2 separate regions of the Homo sapiens genome follow, and region 1 is linked to region 2. A link is a contact called in ENCODE Hi-C data. All regions are on one chromosome and are shown on one strand. Each heading gives the region's core, a stretch centred on a gene start or an enhancer-like site at or near the end of the contact. The rest is flanking DNA. Distances are from core to core; before and after follow the strand shown. Region 1 holds the start of PSMD1 (proteasome 26S subunit, non-ATPase 1). Region 2 holds the start of SLC16A14 (solute carrier family 16 member 14).

Evidence for each region. Hi-C counts contacts between places; a loop is a spot of excess contacts on that map. Pooled maps may share reads with other maps.
Region 1: a loop to region 2 is called in a pooled map, with 5 times the contacts of the local background. The contact joins the promoter of PSMD1 here to the promoter of SLC16A14 in region 2. A Hi-C loop is called at or near these places in 6 of 50 pooled maps.

What each region holds. Positions count from the first base shown.
Region 1 is chr2:231,054,777-231,058,470 of GRCh38, forward strand. PSMD1 (proteasome 26S subunit, non-ATPase 1) reads left to right here and starts at 2,091. Exons shown (of 25, transcript NM_002807.4): 1 at 2,091-2,265. The coding sequence starts at 2,250. It overlaps LOC112268432 (a long non-coding RNA gene), which reads right to left and starts at 2,970. Exons shown (of 2, transcript XR_002959456.2): 1 at 2,561-2,970. RefSeq lists a silencer at 1,992-2,181.
Region 2 is chr2:230,066,664-230,070,422 of GRCh38, forward strand. SLC16A14 (solute carrier family 16 member 14) reads right to left here and starts at 2,261. Exons shown (of 5, transcript NM_152527.5): 1 at 1,892-2,261. It overlaps LOC107985995 (a long non-coding RNA gene), which reads left to right and starts at 76. Exons shown (of 6, transcript XR_001739918.2): 1 at 76-114. RefSeq lists enhancers at 969-1,739, 2,135-2,254, 2,265-2,324 and silencers at 1,115-1,364, 1,635-1,904.

The DNA.
Region 1 (3,694 bases), core at 841-3,340, 990 kb after region 2:
GCATGAAATTCTGATTTCTGGCTTCTCTTAGAAAAAACATGTCTTCCAACAGTCACCCTGCATTCTTGGCAGGAACTGAGTAGCAGTTGCTCTGTTTAGCAGTTGCTCTCTTTAGATGGGGCACTCACTTTTTTTTTTTTTCTTTTTAGACGGAGTCTCACTCTGTCGCCAGGCTGGAGTGCAATGGTGTGATCTTGGCTCACTGCAACCTCCACCTCCTGGGTTCAAGCGATTCTTCTGCCTCAGCCTTCTGAGTAGCTGGGACTACGAGTGCCCGCCACCACACCTGGCTAATTTTTGTTTTTAGTAGAGACGGGGTTTCATCATGTTGGCCAGGCTTTGGTCTCGAACTCCTGACCTCAGGTGATCCGCCCACCTCGGCCTCCCAAAGTGCTGGGATTACAGGTGTAAGCCACCGCGCCCGGCCAGGAATTCACTCTTCATCACTGTCCCCACCACCCCCTAGTGCCTCCTTGACACTGTTAGTTGCCATTCACCATCCTGTGGAGCTTGTATTTTCTTTCGCTGGTCCTGCTTTACTCATTTTCATTACCTGTTGGCATTTGTTTGTGACTCCTCTAGGGGTTTGGGGAATACAACTGTCTTCATGTGAGGGCTTGGTAGAAGTGCCTCTGTAGAGCCAGGTGCAGTGACTCACATCTTTAATCCCAGCATTTTGGGAGGCCGAGGCGGGCGGATCATGAGGTCAGGAGATCGAGACCATCCTAGCTAACATGGTGAAACCCTGTCTCTACTAAAAATACAAAAATTAGCCGGGTGTGGTGGCATACACCTGTAGTCCCAGCTACTTGGGAGACTGAGCAGGAGAATCGCTTGAACCCAGGAGGCGGAGGTTGCAGTGAGCCGAGATCGCGCCATTGCCCTACAGCCTGGGTGGCAGAGGGACACTCCATCTCAAAAAAAAAAAAAAAGAAGTACCTCTGTAGAATGACACCCCAAGTAATCTGTTTACTTTGCATGCACATCTTCTCGAGCCCTGCCTTTCAATCTGAGCCACAGGCTCTTCAAAAATGTTCAATAATTATATTTAATATATTTTAAACAACCACAGTTTAAGAATTCTAATTTAAACAAAAAAAGTCACAGATACAACAAAATGTGTTATCAAGCACATTTAATTCACTGGCAACCACAAGACATTGATTGTGCCCCTAGGTTACGTAGAAGGCCGTAGAAATGAACTCGCCATCGCTGTGCGATTGAAGAGTTTAGCTTGATAGTGCAAGGCCGGTGGCTGAAAAAAATGCTACCGTTTGCCCTATTCCTTGTCAAGACTTTCTCAGTACTGACTCTTGAAATAAATTGACTTCTTGAAGCTAGCATAAGACTGCAAATGGCCATTGCAACTGCCATTTCAAATTTCTGAAGATGTATTAGAAACGAAGAACCCACTGCCGTCGGGGGAAAGAGGACCTGGGCAGATAGAAGGAAAGAATGGAAGACATTTTTTCTCCCTTGGAAAGGCTTTCGCCATATAACTACTGCACATTTTAATATATTGACAACACTGGACATTTTTCCAAAAGTAAGTAAAAACCTTCATTGTTCAACTTTATAATAAGCCAATGATTACTTGTGGATTCATTATGATAATAAAGCACTTCTATGGGGATTTTCTTTTTTTTATGATAGGTTTTGCTTTAGAAAACAATTGAAAGCCACTTTTCTGGGAAAAAAAACAAAAAACAAAAAAAAACGCTGTTTGCGGCAGCCCCAATTCCCTAAGCATTATCTGGTGGGAGATGTGTTGCAGCGAGACCTCCCACCAGTAGGTGGCACTGCGCGCAATGCTCGCACCTCCCCTCAACACCCTTTCTCTCAGCAATGGCGGGTGATGGTGGGGGTCCTCTCTTTGCAGGGCTGGCCATTCTAATGCCTGACCTCAGGTGCAGACCAGTGTTCCGTTGCGCGGGACTCCTGACCTCGAGGAGGTTTAGAGAAAACAATGGTGTTCTCTGTGTACCCTTCCGCGAGGGCTGGGGAGTATACCGCCGCGCAGAAGACGCAGGCCAGGGGAGAATTCGCGCCGGGCGGCAGGCGGGGTGGCGGGCAGCCCCTGGGCGGGCGGGGTCCTGGCGAGAAGCGAGCCGGCGGCCTGAGGAGGCGACTGACTGAGCAGCGCACCCGGGGAGCAAGGAGGCGCGGTGAACTGAGCGGCCCCTGAGCTGACAGATACACTGCGCAGCTGGAACGGCGAGCGAGCCGACGGGCGAGTGAGGGGCGCAGCCATGATCACCTCGGCCGGTGAGTGCGGCCCGTAGCCAGCGCCTGGAGGGAGGAGCCGCCGCCGCGCCGGCTTTTAGCTGAGTCAGGGCCGGTGACTGGGCGCCTCCCGGCGGAACGCCGGCCTGGGCAGCTTCTTGCTGCCCAGGGCCCACCCCCGGGCCGGGGGGCTGGGAGTCTGATCAGGTCACTGCGTGCTTCTCTGGCTTGAGGGAATCGAGCCGGGTCGACCGCCTCGGCATCCCTCCCCAATCACACCCCAGCGCCAGGACCCGAGGGGCTTCCTGGGCCTTCCCCTGACCCCAGAAGGGCTTACCTTTTTTCTGTGCCTCCCATTCTTGGCCGTGTGAGGTCGTCCAGCCCCAGTTCTTGCCCGCAGGGGGCCGGGGTGGGATGGGCCCCTGTGCCATTGAACAGTAAGGCAAACCCCCCTGATCGGGCAGCCTAACTGCTACAGAAGTGTTTCTGGACGTGGCCGAGCTCCATTCGCCTTAGAATGAAACCCGAAATTAGGTTTGAGGTGGGTCATTTCTGGGTCCGATCCAAGGGTGTTCATTCAAAACACCCAGAGAACTTTTGGGTTCGGCGAAGACCCTAAAGACGCCCTGGAGATACCTTTATACTGAGAGCCTACTTATACCCTTTCGAGGTTATGTGCTCAGTCTGTTGACTGTACATTCAAGAAAGAATGGATGGATCTGCGGAGCAGGTTTCATACGCGCAAACCATTGCATAGGTAGATTCACGTAGTGACATTTGCAATGGAGTAAGTTACAGAGATCAAGTTTCAATTGGAGACTTAAGCTCCCCGTTACAGATTGACTTGCATATAGCTGTCCAGAGCCTTGGTGCTTTTTTCCGTTGCCTATTTACATACCCTTTTCTCATTTTCTTACTCTGTGTTTGACCCACAAAGAAAGCATTTTATTGTAAACAAACTGGTGAGCAGAAGACAGTAATCTGAATGGTAAGGCGATCAAAACTTTATTTTTATGAGGATTGGTTAAGGAGATCGTTGGAGATACTGGGAGACGTAGTTACTTTCAAACATTTGAAGAGCTGTCACTTGTACCTGAAATAAGACTTTTTGTCCCCAAGAGATACAAGTGATCGCGAGATGAATTTTAGTTCAGTATCAGGAAGTTTTTCCAGTCAGAGCTTTGTAAAGATCAAATAAACACTCAGTTTCTTGCCACCTATAGGCCTCATTCTATTTCAAATCCATCCATTACCAATGTTTCTTCTAACTCGGCCCAAACCACCTTCATCTCTTGTCTGGGTTACTATATCAGCCTTAAGGCTTTGTTTTCGACCATTACCTCCGTACAGCCCGTTTTTCTTGTGGACTATGCTTTTTAAAACTTTAATCACATAATACTTCTTTGCTTACAATCCACCAGTGCTTACATTGTGTTTAGAGCAGCCGTGTCCAACCCTTTGAATTCGAGGA
Region 2 (3,759 bases), core at 1,011-3,510:
TGGCTTTGTCGCCCAGGCTGGAGTGCACTGGTGAGATCTCGGCTCACTGCAACTTCCGCCTCCCGAGTTCAAGCGATTCTCCTGCCTCAGCCTCCCGAGTAGCTGGGACTACAGGTGTGTGCCACTGCATCTTTAGTATCTTTAGTAGAGAAGGGGTTTCGCCATGTTAGCCAGGCTGGTCTCGAAACTCTGACCTCAGATGATCCACCCGCCTCGGCCTCCCAAAATGCTGGGATTACAGGCATGAGCCACCGCGCTGGGCCAAGTCATTCATTTTTAATTTGGCTATTGTTATTACATTGCATGTGGTGAGCTCATTACACATAAGGAAAGCGGGAAGCACGAAGCTAAAATTGAAATTACAGTCTTCCCCAAAGCTACGCAGAGCGTGGTGGTAGCGGCTCTGCATCCCACGCAGGTGAGTGCGGGCTTCACCTTTAATTCTGCTCTGCAGGCGCTTCCGCGCTCTTCACCTGGTGTGTACAGGGCATTTGGGGCCTTTAGAGGGCGCACTTGCGGCCAGCAGGCTGAAGAGGCTGCCGCGGAGAAGGCTGGGGAGCGGAGCTGAGCTGAGCTGGTGCAGACAGCATAGGAGAAAAACAGAACCGAAAAATTCACACCGAATTAGGAGGACTCAACACATACATGCTTCGCTCTGGGTCAGGGACTGTGCTTGGTGGCTTCTCCTCCAGTCCAATTGGCATGAATGTCCGCATTTTACAGAGGAAGAATCTGAGCCATCAAATGGGAGCAATGAAGCTTAGAAAGGTTAAACTAGCAGGCTGTGGAAACCAAATCGGAACCCAGGCCTGCAGGATCCCAAGCCTGTTTTACCTCCTCCCACCCCCAACACTGCCTCTCTCCCCTCTCTTCTCTCTCTCTCTCTCTCTCTCTCTCTCTCTCTCTCTCACACACACACACACAGCCGCACACGCACGCACATGCAAACAAAGAAGCCAGACAAGGCAAAGGAGAATCTCTCTAAGCCCCAATAATGGCCCTCAGTCATCCTTGTTAATGAGCCCGAATCAACTTTTCCTCAGAAAGAAAATGGCTTAATTGGAAAGCAGAGTTCAGCTCCTAAAACATCGTCATGGCCTTGGCAGCGTTTAGCCCCGAAATGGCCGTCCCCGGTCTCTCACCCCATTTCAGCCTCTCTTGAGGAGCCTCAATCGGAAGCGCTAAGGGGGCCCAGCCTCTGCGCGCCCTGGGTGCGGGATCGTGCCCGCGGGGTCCGGCCTCGCGCCCCACCCTTCGAGCGCCCGCCCCCACCCGCGCTCGGTGCTCCCGCTCCCTTGGCACCCCGAGACCACATCCCCACTTCGGGCACCCCGCATCCCTCGGCGCGTTCGGAAGCCAGCAGCCCACCGGGGAAGCTGGGCCGGCTGCAGCACCACAGCCTGTGCAGAGAGGCATCCGCACCCCGCGAAGTCCCTAGGCGCAGCCCCGGGTCCCCCGCTCTGCGCCTCATCACTGTCCAGTTCGAGTCCCAAACGGGCCTAGAGAGCAGCCGGGCAGCGAGGCTGGGCTCCGGGCAGAACGCGCTTCTCCAGCCGGACGGGGGTGCCCAGGATGACGCTCGCGGGGCCCCGGCCAGCTTGAGCAGCAAGGCGCGCGTCCCCAAGCTCCGCCTGGCGGTCTGCCCTGAACCGCCGGTTACCCTGCCCGCCCGCAGCTCCCAAGCCCCCGCGGCGGCCTTGGCACTACCACCTGCCCCGGCACAGTCTCGCCCTCCACCGCCCGGGCAGCCTTTCCCGAGCCTGCCTTGGGCTGGGGCTGCCCCTTCCCGGGGGTCCCTGGGGGTGCAGCGGCCATCTGAAACCTAGGCTCCGATGCCCCCGGCGTCGCTCCATTCCCCAGGCCCGCGGCGCGCGCGGCCTCGGATACTCACCGCCCGAGGCCCGCTGGGCTGCGGCCTCACTCGGCTCCACGCCCGGATCCTCGAACTTGCTGCTCTGCTTGGAGCCCCCTGAGCTGCTGGGTGTAGAGATTTGTTGCAATGTCGCCTATCATCCTGGAGACGCGGGTGCCTGCGGCTCAGCTCTCCGCCCGGCTCGGTGCGCTCTGTGAGGGGCTCCCGGGCTCTTCCGCCGCTCGCTGCCAGGCCAGGTGAGCGTTTGGTGGAGCTGAAAGCTCGACGCCTCAGTCCAGGTGGCTTTAAAACGGGTGCGTTTGGAGGTGCCCAAACCTAACCTGGGCTTCCTTCCAATCGGAGCAATTTCAAATCTTCATGCTCGTTCATTCCTATACCGGCTAATTCTGGTTTGGCAGGGAAAAAAAATGCAGTCACCTCACATGCACACTCTTGTGGCCGGTTGAAGTTTATAGCTTTGGCTGAGGTTCCGCTAAGGCGCTGCACATTTATCACTGGCGGAAAGGTCCTGAAATCTAATCCAGGATGCAAGTGAGACTAGCAGTAGCCTCCATTTCTCTGAGATGGGAGAGAAGGGATGAAACAGACCCTCACTGAAATATTTTTGGCCAAAGAGGACTCAAAGTCCCTTATTCTCTCTCTTTTAGAGACACGGGTTTCACTATATTGCCAGGCTGGTCTCGAACACTTGGACTCAAGGAATCCTCTGGCCTTGGCCTCCAAAGTGCTGGGATCACAAGCTGAGCCACCGTGACCGGCCAGTCCCTCATTCTTGTTTCCACCCTGGGTCCCACCTCTCCCTGCTCTTTCTGCACGTCCATTACCTACCTTCGTGGGCACCAGGCACAACTTTCATCTCAATACCTCCCTACCTCATTCCCAGCAGGGCACACAACATAGTGCTTTGCCTTGGACAGTTTTCTGTATTATTGAAGTGAATGTGTGAGTCGATGAAGCCTGTGCTGTTTTTTCCCGCCTGAAGGTTTTGCAGTAATTCTCTGCTGCTGTTGTGATAAACTGCCACAGTAATAGCAGAGGAAAACCACACAAATTCACTATTTTACAGTTCTGGAGGTCGGAAGTTTGAAATGGGTCATACTAGGCTGAGATCATGGTGTTGGCCACCTTGAAGGCTGTGTTCCTTCTCGTGGCTGTAGGGGAGAGCCACCAGCTTCTGCAGGCCGCCCACATTCCTTGGCTGGTGGCTCTTCCTCCATCTTCAAAGCCAGCACTGCTGCGTCATTTTGTCTTCTTTCCATACTCACATTGCCTTGTCTCCCCTTTTCTGCCCCCACCCCTGTCCACTTTTAAGGACCCTGGGGATTACATTGAGTCCAATGAGATAATCCAGATAATCTCTCTATTTTAAGGTCAGCTGATTAGCAACCTTAATTCCATCTGCAACCTTAATTCCCCTCTTGCCATGTAAGGTAACAAATTCACATGTTCCAGGGATTAGGATGTGGACATCTTTGGGAGACCATTATTCTGCCTACCACAGATTTCCTTCTTTCTTCTTTTCCTTTTTCTTTTCTTCCTTCTTTTTCGTTTCTTTGAAAAAAAATTCACATGTATTTCACATTGCCTTCCTCGGTCACCCAAGCTGGAGTGCAGTAGCATGATCACAGCTCATTGCAGCCTCAACCTCCTGGGCTCAGGTGATCCTCCCACCTCAGCCTCCTGAGTAGCTGGGACTACAGGCACACGCCACCATGCCTGGCTAATTTTTTTGACTTTTTATAGAGACGGAGTCTCATTATATTGCCCAGACTGGTCTTGACCTTTTGGACTCAAGTGATCTGGCTGCCTCACCCTCCCAAAGTGCTGGGATTACAGGCATGAGCCGCTGCACCCGGCCTATATTGCTATTTCTTATATCAATTCTG